Regions from separate parts of the Homo sapiens genome. Here all the other regions are linked to region 2. Evidence: chromatin contacts called from ENCODE Hi-C or POLR2A ChIA-PET data. All regions are on one chromosome and are shown on one strand. The core of a region is the stretch at or near the end of the contact, and the rest is flanking DNA. Distances in the headings are between cores, read along the strand shown. Region 1 overlaps LOC105372049 (a long non-coding RNA gene). Region 2 holds the start of TRAPPC8 (trafficking protein particle complex subunit 8). Region 3 holds the start of DSC3 (desmocollin 3).

Region 1 (4,320 bases), core at 1,342-3,841, 710 kb before region 2:
TCATGCATATAATCCCAGCACTTGGGGAGGCAGAGGCGGGCGAATCACCTGAGGTCAGGAGTTCGAGACCAGCCTGGCCAACATGGCGAAACCCGATCTCTACTAAAAACACAAAAAAATTAACCGGACATGGTAGTATGTGCCTGTAGTCCCAGCTACTCGGGAGGCTGAGGCACCACTTGAACCTGGGAGGTGGAGGTTGCAGTGAACTGAAATCATGCCACTGCACTCCAGCCTGGGTGACAGAGCAAGACTCTGTCTCAAAACAAAACAAAACAAAGCAAACAAAAAAACTTCACTTAACAAGAGTTGGCAAAAAGATCAATAATGAAGTAAAAGGTATCTGACCTGTTAAGTCACTGTCATGAGATCAATGAAGTTAAAGCTCATGCAATTCATGCTTCGAATTTTATATCTTCCTTCAGAAACTGTTTACTTTCAGTTTTCACACTTTTAAGTGTTTTATTAAATCACTTTCAAATCCAGTGATGATTAGAAACAGCCAAATAGGAAAGAGAGTTAAGCACACTGCATATAAATAAAACAATGACTATTCATAATGTTGATCCTGAATTATTAACAAAAGGAGAAATTATATTAAGAGAATGCAATATACCTTTTCAAGATTTTCATCTAATATTTTTTATTTTAATTTTTGATTTCTATCTGAAAATTGAGCCTGACTGAAACCTGTTCTTTTCATATACCGTATCCCTGTATGTTAAAATTCTCTCTTGCAAATAATCAAATTGTCAAAAAATGTAACTAAAAAAAAATTCTTTTCCATTATATTCATGCAATAAATTTAAAAACTGCAACCTAGAATATTAGCCTGTGAACCTAAGCTTGTATATTAAACTATTACCATATGGAATAAAAACGTATAATTGGGTGTTTAACAATGGGTGTTAAGGCCGTATTATTAGCACCAATCATAGTCTTTCTATTTCACTGTTATTTCCACAATATTCTGTTAGCCAATTTAATCTTTATTCCTACTAGAACAAAAGAAAACACATTGGAGATTAAAAGAGAGAACAAAGGTCGTCTGCAAACTGCCTGCTCTCTAGCCCCTATCTTTTATGCCAGGTTATGAGGGCAAGGAAGCGGGTAGTGGGAACAATCCACATAGATTAGGTCTCTGTCTTTGGCTTGCATCAAAATCATCTGGAGAATTTATTAAAATACACCACTGAGCCACAACTCGAGAGTTTCTGGGTCCCAGACCTGAGAAATCTGTATCCTAAGCAGAGATGCTCCCCACACACCATGGCACTGGATGGTTGGGTAGCAGAGGTCTCCTGAGCCTGTGTACAGTGCACGAGGATCACATATGCCCCAGATGATGTGTAGCCAGGATGCACGAGCCAGCCAACCCAGTCTTCTCCAGCTGATGGCCATCTTATTGCTCAGTGCCTGTGTCAAATGGGTTGCTAAATATTTTTTATATCACCCCTGTGCTTACTCTGAATGCTTCAGTAAGAAAACTCTTAAAATTTGCAACATCCAGGGAAACAAATAAAAATTAGCTACTAGATGGAGGATAGCAGCCTTATAGGTTTTTTTTTTCATAGAGAGGGGTAGAATTTATAGCAGATAGGTTAATAAAAATTCAACATGAATAAAACATCTGCTTATCATGTAAAGTAGTTTCAAGCCACCTCAAAATATATATGCTTTTAAGTGGAAGTAATATCCTTGCTGTAATCCACATCCCCTAGGTCTGTTTCCCTATCAGATTGCTATTCTAGCCCTTCCTGTGTAGATGCTCTGTCACTGTCCTTGTAGAGAGCAGTCAGGCCTGGGTCTCTGACAGGAAGAGTTGTCTTAATGGAAGTCAGTGTGTACAGACCCTGCACCCAGTGGCTCACGCCTATAATCCCAGCACTTTGGGAAGCTGAGACAGGTGGATCATTTGAGCCCAGGAGTTCCAAACCAGCCTGGGCAACATGGCAAAACCTCATGTCTACAAAAAGTACCAAAAAAAAAAATTAGCCAGGTGTGGTGGTGCATGCCTGTAGTCCCCGCTGAATGCGAAGATCATCTGAGCCTGAGAGTTCAAGGTTGCAGTGAGCTGTGATTACGCCACTGCACTCCATCATGGGTAACATAGTAAGACTCTGTCACACACACACACACACACACACACGCACACACACACACACACCAAGTAAATGAATGAGTTATGGATTACACCAATAAAAGCAGTTTAATTTGTGGAAGCAACGAACAAGTAAACAGCAAACTAGAATTACAAATGCTGCATGTTTTATTTTCATTTTGTTATTGGCCATGATTTAGTTCATCTAGAAACAATTTTAAAATCAAGCAGAGATTTCAGCACTTATTCATATTCTTCATGTATTGCTATGAGAACATCTTTTTTCTCCTTAATAATCTTCCCCTTAATAATATTCTATCTACTTTCAGAGAGAATATAAACTTGAGACTGCAATTACCAGAAAACACTGCTATATTTTTCAGGGCTACTTTGTGCCCCATGTAGGTTATACTTACTGCTTATTCTGAATATGGCAAAAAAAATGACATAATGAGCAGATTTTTTTCAGGGCAAGTCCAACAACATTTTCCAGCATGGGCCAGATTGGACAAGGACTGTGGTAATAAGTAACCTGTGAAATAACAGAGGGAAGTCATGGAGATTGGAGGTTGGAATTTGGCATGGGAATAAAGAGGAAAAGCTTCACATAAGGGGAGCACTTGGCAAGGCTTGGAAACACAGCAGAGAAGAAAGAAGAGATCAAGATGATTTCAAGTTTCATGCATGCACAGCTGGAAGAGCTGTGAAGTCACTGAGATGGCTGTCTGCGGCCAGCCCACCTGAACGTGCTAGGTGCTGTCTGTGACCAGAGGAGTTAGGAGGTGCGAGTGCAGTTTTCTCTTCTGAGTGTGGTTGACCTTGTATTGGGACAGAGTGTGCTGGGGTGACAATATCACCACCAACAGAAAGGTGCAAACACAAGAATAGTAGCAAGATAAGAGGGCATGATAGAAAATGTTTTTGTGAATCTTTGGCACAGAAGTGAAAGTTGACACCACAAGCTTGAATGACAGTCCCAGAAGTGAAGGAAAAGGTGAACAAGAGAGCAGGGACTGAGCCAGTGGGACTGACTATCAACATGACAAATCTCATTTGGCTTTGTTTTAAATTGCTCTCCAGTTCCATATGGATTTTTTAAAGGAAGGATGAGTTGCTTTTGACCAAAGTCATACAGTACAATTTGTAAATATGGGCTTATTATAGATAGAAAGGTAAATTGGGTTAGAACTAACACTTTTTTGGTTTTCAGTATTTTCATCTTATTACCAAATATTCAACAGTCATTAAAACAATTTAAAAGAAAGCTTTGGACAAAAGTTTAGGCATTAAATTCCCTAAGTATGAGTATCTTCTAGTTCACATAAATATTTGCAAAAGAATTTTTGTCATTTTCTTGGTCCTTACTAAGCACCTCTTGTTTTAAAATATCCAGAATGAACACTTCTATCTCAATATACTTTAAAGAAGGTAATTTGTTAAAAAAAATTAGGAATGATTATTAGGGAGAAAATAAATATTCTCAATAGCAATACAAGAAGAATATGAATGAAAGCTAAAATCTCTGCTTGATTTTAAAATTGTTTCTAGATGAACTAAATTGTGGTCAATAACACAATGAAAATATAATATGCAGCATTCGTAATTCTAGTTTGCTCTTTATTTGTTCATTGCTTCCACAAGCATAACTGTTTTTACTTGTGCAATTGGTAACTCATCCATTTACTAGCACATTCAACATTATTAAGGGCCTAAAATGTGTACCAGACACTTTAATCCCTGCTTCAGGGAGCCTACATTGTTAGGAACATAAGTGTGAGCAAACTCATTAGGTAAATCCAGATGATTTAAGTAGATTGGTCAAACTATGAAAATATCTACATGACAGAACAAAGTACAAGTATCTGTTCCTTTTTAAAAATATTTTCTTATACTAATTAACATACCTTAGAATTTACATTGGGCACTTCTATCTGTCCTTTATTAATTTCAGCATCATGTGTTATTGATAGTGAATACATTTGAGAACTGCACTCAAACACTTGTGTCTATCAAACTTCTGAAACTACTGCAAAAATATGTGCTTCATCTCGCTGTCATCAAAATAAAAAAAGGAATAGCCCTTCTCTGAAAGAAGTTTAATGACCTAATAATTTGTTCCACCTCCAGTGTTTCCCACTGTGCTTACCTCAGAAAACCTCATTTTGATCACATCTTTTTCAGTGTCTATGAAGTTCATTATTTGTTGGTTTGTGTGTTCC
Region 2 (4,419 bases), core at 144-2,643:
CACAGGCTTATTATGAAACCCTTCAGTTCTTACCGACCTTAACAAAAAAAACTTTACTTGGACTTTGTTGTTTGCAAGATATTGGCTAAAACATGCTTGAAGCTTTACCACATTATTTTCTCCTAATAAAAAAATCCAAAACTGGAGAAAACGGGTAGCTTCTTAACAAGACATTCATTAACAAGAGAAGACATTTCCATCCCTATAACTATAGATAACTCCAAATATCCAGGTTAAATTAACCACAACTTGGGCTTGCTTCCTCTTCCTTAGGGCAAAAAGCTGCTTCAAGTTTTATTCTTCTTATAATACTTTTAATTTTCTTGAGAGGTTAAGCAAAATACCGTATAGCTAAGAATATATTAGTAAAACAGCTACACGGTAGTTCAGACAGAGATGACCCTCAACGCTACAAGAATGTAATAACATCCACAACTACTTTCAAAGTCCAGTTTAACATCCAAGGGAGGATGACAGGTCTTCCTTACTCAGACCCTGTCGGTCTAAGAGGCAGCATTTTCCTACCTTAGCTGCTTTGCAAGTGCCTAATTCCTTCGCTATGGCCGTGGAGAACAGTCTCAATGCCGTTCTCGAAGACTCACGTTTATCTTTGCACCAATTACTTAACGACCTAGGTTGTCCGAGGAAGAAAGGAAGTGCCCAGAGAAACTGGAGCTTAGGACTGCGCTGTCTTGACAACCTCACGGTCCCTCCTCCAGCCGCCCCCGGAGCACCGCGGGGCCACAGCCCCAGACGCCACGGTACCGGCTCCAGGACGTAAACACTGCCCTTCTCTTCCCTGCCCGCCCGCAACTTCCTTCTCCCGACCACGGCTTTGCGGGAGCCCACTGGAAAAGGGAGGATACCACATACCCTCGGAAGTGAGGCGGGAGAAGGGCTTAAGCAGCTCCGCGAAGCTGAGGTGATTGAGACGAGTGAGCCGCTCGGCTTCGTCGCTGCACAGCGCAGCGACACAGGGGACGAAGGAGTCCGGGATTAGCTCCTGCACTGATTGTACACACTGGGCCATCGCCGCAGCACAGGCAGCGGCGGCGCCCGCCCTCCGGCCCACCCTGCGAGGTTATCCTGCGGCTGCAGCAGCTACCGCCGCCGCCCGCCGGCCTGGCCCGGCCGGGCGGGGCCCCGAACGCACTGGAGCCTAGAAACAAGAAGGAACAGACGCCGCCGCTTCGGTTTCTGGGGCACAATCCACTGACCCCCCCCTTCCCGTCACCGCCGCTTCTCAGCGCTCGTCCCCGCGTGCTCGCATTCCACCCCGATAGGTGGAGACGCCGACAGTCACCACTTAGTCCTTCGGACGGCAAAACCTTGGTCACTGCCCGGCCGGAACCGCCATGTTGAGGCCGAACCCTGACCAACCGGCAGTACTACTCCCAGCTGCCCCCGCGCGCGTCCCTCACGTGACTGTGTTAAAGGAGACGGTAGGGGCAAGGGAAGAGAGCTGAGGAGAGGGAAGTGAAAAACGACGGAGGCCGGTTGGGAGGCTGGAGCCGGAAGTGTTGTGACGGAAGCTCCCTGGGCGGGGCGGGGCTACAAGTGCGGTGGGCGGGGGCGGGGGCGGGGGCGGGGGCGGGGGGAGGTGCACAACTGTAGGCCGGGTTCTCAAGCTCGCCCTTAGCAGAGCAGAGCTGAGAGCCACCTACTAGCGGCAGGTGGAGCCTCGAGACGGGTGCTGTCGTGGTGATGGAGGCGCACGCTCGCTTCCCACGCAGTTTGGCCTTTTTGACGTCCCTGGCTGTTGTGGGCAACCGATTTGGTTGGTCGCGCTGCTTCCTACGCTCGCCGGCGGAGCAGCTAGTGGCACCTGCTCGGAGAGAGGGAGTGGATCTCTCGGAAGTGCTTGGGGTTTCGCTGAAGCGGACCTGAACAGACCATGTGTCCTTTAAATACAGCCATGCTTTTAGAAACGGACTGTCACTTTATGTGGACTCAACCATTGAACAGAATGTGTGCTTTTGTGAGTGCTGCAATTCCTTCAAGTGTAATTGCGCTACTGCATTTTTGTTGGTCGCAGGGAAGGGGTGTGCCTGCAAATGTCCGCGTGGTTCGTCCTCAGCCTCTTCCTTTTTACACTGTGCTAGGATGTTTACTTGCTTGTGGTGGAGGTAGGGGAAGCCAGTATTTGTGTACTGTGTACTGTCCTGAACCGGCTTTCATTCCTAACTTTTCAAAGATTGCTTTAAAGGGGGGGGGGCGCGGGTCAAATATTGTTTTAAAGGGGGGGACGGGGTGAGGTCAATGGTGTGTGCCTTGTAAGTAGAAATGAATGAAAGGAATTTTACTAATGTGTCACTCAATTGTTTGAGCTCCTTCTGTTTTGCATGCCAAAAATATAAGGCAAGGAAAAATGTATCATTCTATCATGATTTTATGGTGCTCTAATTAAAGGTGTCTTCCCCAACGTCAATGTCTCAAATTTTTCGACTTCTTGACACCCTCAGGTTTTCACTAAGGTAATAATTTATGACAAGTAAGATGTGTGCTTCTCATGTAAGTTGATAAATGGGAGGTAGGAAGGCACAGTAGGACATATTGATGACATGCCTTGGCTACAGATTAATTTATAAGAGAGTCCATCACTTTAGGAGATTTATTTGCCGAAGTTAAGTACGAGCCCAGGAAACAGGTCTATGCCTTTCTTCGAAGATGATTTTGAGTGCTCCAAATTTAAAGGGGAAAGGGCGGGATATTGAGAAGCACACCGTTTTCATGTAAGGGGGCGGTAGGAGAAAATAGTAATTCTTGCCTTTCTCTGGCTCAGTGAATCTGCATTTTTTACATAAGATGACATAAAATGGGCAGAGGAAGAATGTGGGAGTCTGCATTTTTCATAAGATAACAGACAAAATGGGGTAGGGGAACAATCAGATAGGCATTTGTGTCTGGCGGGCTGGGGTGGCCACCTGTAAAGATAAGCTATCAATTTGCATTGCCATGAAGTTTTAACAGCACACTAAGAATTTCCTTGTGGGCAAAATACGGGGGAGAGATGTAGCTTTTCATCTTGCAGCAATCTTATTTAGGAACCAAAAGGGGGAGGCAGATTTGCGTGACCAGTCCCAGCGTGACTTTTCCCTTTGGCTAAATCAGTTTGGGGTCCCAAAATTTAATTTCCTTTTGCAAGAGATAACATGTTACACACAATCCCTTTTCAATGCTTCTGATTCACTTCCTTACCCTTTATAATGTGAGAATCTCACATAATTTAGTGTGACTCAAGTTATAAGATACATTTTTTATAACAGGACTCCCAAATGCAAACATACTATTTATCTAGTACTCTAAAAAGTTTCAAAGGCCATTTATTTTTATGCTGAAAGTAAAAACAGCTGAATTAGACTCTTTGAAAAGGACTTTCAATGGTAATTTAGCCAAAATAGATTTTTCTGAGATATAATTCACATGCCATAATATTTACCCCTTCAGATGAGTGTACAATTCATTGGTTTTCAGTTTATTCCAAAAGTTGTGCAACCATTACTACTATCTAATTCCAGAACATGTTCATCCCAAAAAGAAGGCTTGTACAGGCTTTTATCATTCTGCACCCTGCCATGCCCTCCAACTCCTGGCAATCACTAATCTACTTTCTGTCTGTGTAGATTTACCTATTCTGGACATTTCATATAAGTGAAATTATACAATATGTGGCCTTTGTACACATATTACTTCACTCATCAATATATTTTAAAGGTTCATCCATGTTGTAACATGAATCATTACTTCATTCCTTTTTATGGCTGAGCCTAAATGGATTTTTGTCTTATGCATTGACTTTGCAGTTGTTGTTTTTTTTTTAATATATAGAGATGAGGGCTCACTGTATTGCCCAGGCTGGCCTCAAACTCTGGGCTCTGGTGATCCTTCTGCCTCAGCCTCCCAAAATGCTGGGATTGCAGGTGTGAGCCACCACACCCAGCCTGACTTCACAATCTAATACCACACCCATACACAGTGTTTCCAGTGAGTAACTTCACTGTGTAAATCTAATTCTTTCGTAGTCTATCCTGGTCTCTTCTTTCTTTTGACAAGGTACTGTTTGAACTGTGGAAACACCTTAAAGGAGATGATACTGAGGACTTAACTCTGACATTTTTCCCCTCCTCCCCGAATTCCTATCTAAGGGGCCTGTGGAGTCACACCCTACAAAACATAAAATGTTATCAAATGGGCCGGGCGCGGTGGCTCACGCCTGTAATCCCAGCACTTTGGGAGGCTGAGGTGGGTGGATCACGAGGTCAGGAGTTCGAGACCAGTCTGGCCAACATAGTGAAACCCCGTCTACCAAAAATACACAAAAAATTAGCTGGGCGTGGTGGTGTGTGCCTGTAATCCCAGCTCCTCAGGAGGCTGAGGCAGGAGAATCACATGAACCCAGGAGGTGGAGGTTGCAGTGAG
Region 3 (4,298 bases), core at 1,705-4,204, 900 kb before region 2:
GCTGTATCTCAACAGGAACATCAACAATCTCCTTTTAATAAGGTAGCTGATAATGCATCAATCTAAATATACGTATACTATAATTTTGACTTTTTTAAGCTTGCAGTTTTAAAACTAGTTTTCATCTACTTCCTTTATTTGCCTTAATCTTCTTGTCACAAATGTAAAAGCCTTTAGAAATTACTATACTCCCTTTTAATTTAAAATGATGAATATATCAAATATTACCAAGAGCAAAAACATCACAAGTTTTTCTGGTAAGGACTCACATTATTCACATTAACCCTAACAAATATAAAAATTTGGATGCCTATTTATCAACATAGGTTGCAGGCAGAGTTCATATACTCCAAAGAGGAAAAGTACAGATTTGAGGGGAGTTATTGCAAACGTTTCAACTATTTTAGTTCCTTTAGAAGAGGAGCCCTTTTAACAAAATGATGGATTAGCCGTGTCCAAGTATGTGCCATTTATAATGTATACTAGATAACATAATCTTAAAGTGGATTTGATAACAGTATTAACACATATTTTTAAAAGAATCTTATTATTTGTAACAGGCAGAAGACAACTGATCTCATGTAAATTAGTTTCCACCATCCCTAACAATTCTGGTTACATTAAGAGGAAAAAACACTTTCTGAGGCAATCAAAAACTTACAATAGTGAGTGAGATGCTCTGATATACTTCTTTTTTTAGTATCTCCCTGTCATTTTTTTCTTTGTGCGTGTGATTATTAGAAACTGTATTTACACTTCAGAGTGTGGTGGGGCACACGGTGGGAAGGAGATACAGGAAAAATGCAGAATGGGAAAATTCCCTCAACCTGTTGGGCTGCTTACTGGGAAGACTAAAATTTAACAAGTCTCAGATTCTTGTTAAAGACTTGCTTTGAAAAGCTGTCTCCTTAGAACAAACAATGTTTTAAAGATAAGTAATGGTTTAAAGATATCCATTAAAGTCTCTATAAAATGAAAAATGTTTCTAAAATGCCGTGTCATTAATATTATATTGAAAAGTTGAGAGTCGTATGAGTCAAAAGGAAGGAAATACATACATGAGATGGTCAAGAGAAGTGTTAATTTACCCATCCGGTCCGAAATTGCAAGTGTTTGTAAACTGACAATTGCAGATGAAATAGTCATTTTCTGTGCACTTTCCGGTATTTAAGTCTCCAGATACAGCATTTAACCTAAACTCAACGGAATTATTTTAAAAAAAAAAAATCTTAAACGAGTATGTGCTAGATCAAAGCTGAAGCTTCCTCCGTTTAGATTTACGCGCACCTTCTTCCTTGCCACAGCTCGACACCCCCACCCATGCCTTGCCGGGAAAGCTCCTGGTCTTCCATGGCCTCTGGGAGCCTCGAGCGAATGCGAGAAATTCTGAGAGCAGCACCCGTAGTTTCGTTCCCCATCCTCAATCCCTTCGCAAAGGAAACACAAAACCCCAAATGCATGCTTGTAAACTGAAAAGCTGAAAATGCTTTTAAATATATTACAAAAGAACACATTCTCTAAGCCGTTTCCATTTGTAGTCACTTCATAAGCTCAGATACTTTGTTGGAACAGTTCCCGGGCAAATGGATGCGCTTATTTGTCCAATTCCTTCTCCATAAACATATCGTAGATCATAACTACCAATCCCATATTCATACCTCGCTGACCTTAAGGGAGGACAACCCTTGGACCCACTCCCACTTGCCAGGGTGGAGGGCCAGGAAGCAGTAAGAATCCGCGAGACCAGACTCGGCTCACTGCCGACGCGGGTATAGACCTCGCTCCCATCGGACCCCATGCGCATCCATGGATGCGGGTAAGTCGCGGGTCCGCGGCTCCTTTCTGGGCGTGCGGAATGAAACTCTGTTGAAGCCTGAAGCTTCGCGTGTAACCGCGCCGCCAGAGTTCCGAACACTTCAAGTCTCCCGTGTTCTCAGAGCATCGTCTCTAACTTCCTCTCCTAGAGGATTTCGTCCTGGGCGGCAGGTTTCCGTAGACTCGAAACCCCAGGCTGTGCTCCGGCCGCGCAGTCCTCCCCGGAGCCGGAGTAAGTACGACGCAACCCCACCGCATCCATCATCCCCCACCACTGTCACCCTCTACCCGCCTCCACACCTCGGCAGCATCCCCAAAACACAACACGACCCCAACCCCCATTCTGGCCCGGTCTTCCCACACTTTCGCGCCCCCGGCACATCCCGCCCCCAGCTGGGTGGCTGGCGGGGGTGGACCGCTTGGGTGAGCTTCTGAATACCCTTTAGGGGAGATACCGAGAAACCCACTTCTCAGGGGCAGCCCCACCAAGGGACCCAGGGACACAGCCCCGGCTCCACTCACTAACGAACCAATCCGGGTCAACTGCGACCCAGAGCTGGGGAGGGGGCAGCCCCTAAATCCCTTTTCAAGTCTGTGCTTTGAGCTCTCAGGGATCCTCTCCACCCAAAGGCGCCCTCCAACCACCATCACCACCAGCTCCACCACCTGGGGAGAAGCGTGAATCCCAACCCCCTGCCCAACCCGCGACGGCGCCCGCCAGAGCGCAGCGAAGCCTGAGCGCGACTCAGAATTCCAACAATCGAACACCTTGTCTCAAAACAAAAAGCTCAGTCCAGAGTCGACCCGCAAACACACGTTTTCTCTCCTCACTCCTGCAGGCCCGAACTTGGGGCTGCTACCAGACCCGCAGCATTGATCTGAGCCGCGGTTGTCACGTTTCGGCCCGCTTTGTCCCCAGCTCCGTGCAGCGTCCAGGGCGGATCCACCCCCGTCCCCACCCCAGCCCTATCCGGCGAGATCTGGCTTACCACGAGGGTCAGCAGCAGATGCAGGCAGACGGCTCCGCGCACGGAGCGCCGGGGCCCAGCGGCGGCCATCGGGATGCCGGGCAGGGCCAGGAGAACGCGGGCGCCGGGAGGGTGCCGAGAGCGAGACCTGCCGAGGTGCAGGGCGCGGGAGGTGCTTTTCTCGCCGCTGCTTGTTTTTAAGTGTATTTGGCCTCTCTCAGGCTTGCCTGCCCGGGAGCAACTTCACTTCTGAAACCGGATTGGACCCAGAGGACGCGGAGAGGCCACTCCTTGTTATTTCTCAAGTTTTATCATCGCCGGCGCGGCTGAGGAGCTGCCCGAGCCTGCCCCTCTGCTCCCCAGCAGCCACCCGGGCGTTCGCGCTCGGGAAAGCGGTCTCTGGCGCACCCTCTGCCAGTTCTCCCACGCCCCTCGGCTGCCCCGCGGCGCTGCCGCCCCGCCCGGCCCGCAGAGAGGCCCTGGCAGCCCAGATCGTCCCAGGGCGGCCCCATCGCCGGCGCTGCGCGGTGCATCTCAATGCAGAACCCCAATCCGCCCGCAGGGATCCCTGCCTCGACACGGGCTCTGCTGGATGCCAGGAACACCCTTGTCATTGGATCAGCGGATCTCCCCTTCGACGTCTGAACAAATTCTGCCAATGTTTTCAGATTAAAGCAAAATACATGTACTGTATTCTCTCCGGATTTGACTAACATGACAAAATACACGACAGAAGGAATTTATCCCAGATGGCATGATAAACAGTTTTTGGCATGTCAGAAATTAAAACCAAATTTAAGAAATTCTAATCTAACCATTTTTACGCACCCAAAATATGAGTGATTACACTCAGCGCTCTATTAACTGTCAGTTTGGGGGACTCATATGAACCTTCTAAAAACGACTTTGTTCTTAGATGTGAATTATTGGTTTACTACTTACTGGTACCAAAATGAAATTTTTCAGGTGGTCAAAGGAATATCTACCACACAAAACCTTCTAAAACGAGGCTTACAGATTCTACATCATGCAACGACTATTTATCAGGGCCCGAAGTCGGCCAAGCTTTGTGTGAGGGCATGGAAGAAAGGAAATGCAGAAAATCTAGTTCCTGTCGGAAATAATTCAAAGTCAGAAAGGGACGAAAGACAATCATTCCTAGCCCAGTAGGCTACACTTTTTAATAGAGATGTCGTTTGTAACACCAGGGGGACATCCTCTTATTTCTCCCTAAACTGAATTTTAAGTTCCCCGAGTTCCCATCTACTGGATTCAGGAGGAAATCCCTCTCAGACATGAGATGCTACTCCTCGAAGTCCATTCAAAAGTTGCAAGGTCGGGAATTTCAGACAGCCAATTAATCATGAAAGGGTGTTATGACCTTCATTCATCTCACTCTGGCTCAAGTCTAATAGACTCCTCGTCGTCTAAGCCATGTATTCCCTGAAGTCTGGGGCTTCCCTGAAACTCATGAGGCTCAGCTTTAAGGGCTCAGACACTCTAAGTTGAGCTTCC

What was found. Hi-C counts contacts between places; a loop is a spot of excess contacts on that map. ChIA-PET counts read pairs that join two places held with the same protein, here RNA polymerase II (POLR2A). Pooled maps may share reads with other maps.
Region 1: a loop to region 2 is called in a map with no recorded cell type, with 2.1 times the contacts of the local background. The contact joins the enhancer-like site here to the promoter of TRAPPC8 in region 2. A Hi-C loop is called at or near these places in 2 of 37 single-sample maps with no recorded cell type and 2 of 50 pooled maps. POLR2A ChIA-PET finds 5 or more read pairs at or near these places in 1 of 52 experiments (HEK293T).
Region 3: POLR2A ChIA-PET joins it to region 2 with 10 read pairs in HEK293T. The contact joins the promoter of DSC3 here to the promoter of TRAPPC8 in region 2. POLR2A ChIA-PET finds 5 or more read pairs at or near these places in 2 of 52 experiments (HEK293T and WTC11).

What each region holds. Positions count from the first base shown.
Region 1 is chr18:31,231,145-31,235,464 of GRCh38, forward strand. All of the region lies in intron 1 of LOC105372049 (a long non-coding RNA gene), which reads left to right. Among named protein-coding and RNA genes, the nearest start is that of DSC1, 70 kb to the left of the region's middle. Within about 2 kb of position 2,592, at least 2 of the 41 ENCODE cell types and tissues checked have a DNase peak (open chromatin) inside an H3K27ac peak, as active enhancers do.
Region 2 is chr18:31,941,735-31,946,153 of GRCh38, forward strand. It overlaps TRAPPC8 (trafficking protein particle complex subunit 8), which reads right to left and starts at 1,394. Exons shown (of 29, transcript NM_014939.5): 1 at 874-1,394. The coding sequence starts at 1,030. RefSeq lists enhancers at 289-1,067, 1,169-1,378 and a silencer at 999-1,118.
Region 3 is chr18:31,039,788-31,044,085 of GRCh38, forward strand. It overlaps DSC3 (desmocollin 3), which reads right to left and starts at 2,955. Exons shown (of 16, transcript NM_001941.5): 1 at 2,805-2,955. The coding sequence starts at 2,873. LOC124904345 (a long non-coding RNA gene) reads left to right here and starts at 1,746. Exons shown (of 2, transcript XR_007066445.1): 1 at 1,746-2,047; 2 at 2,655-4,298.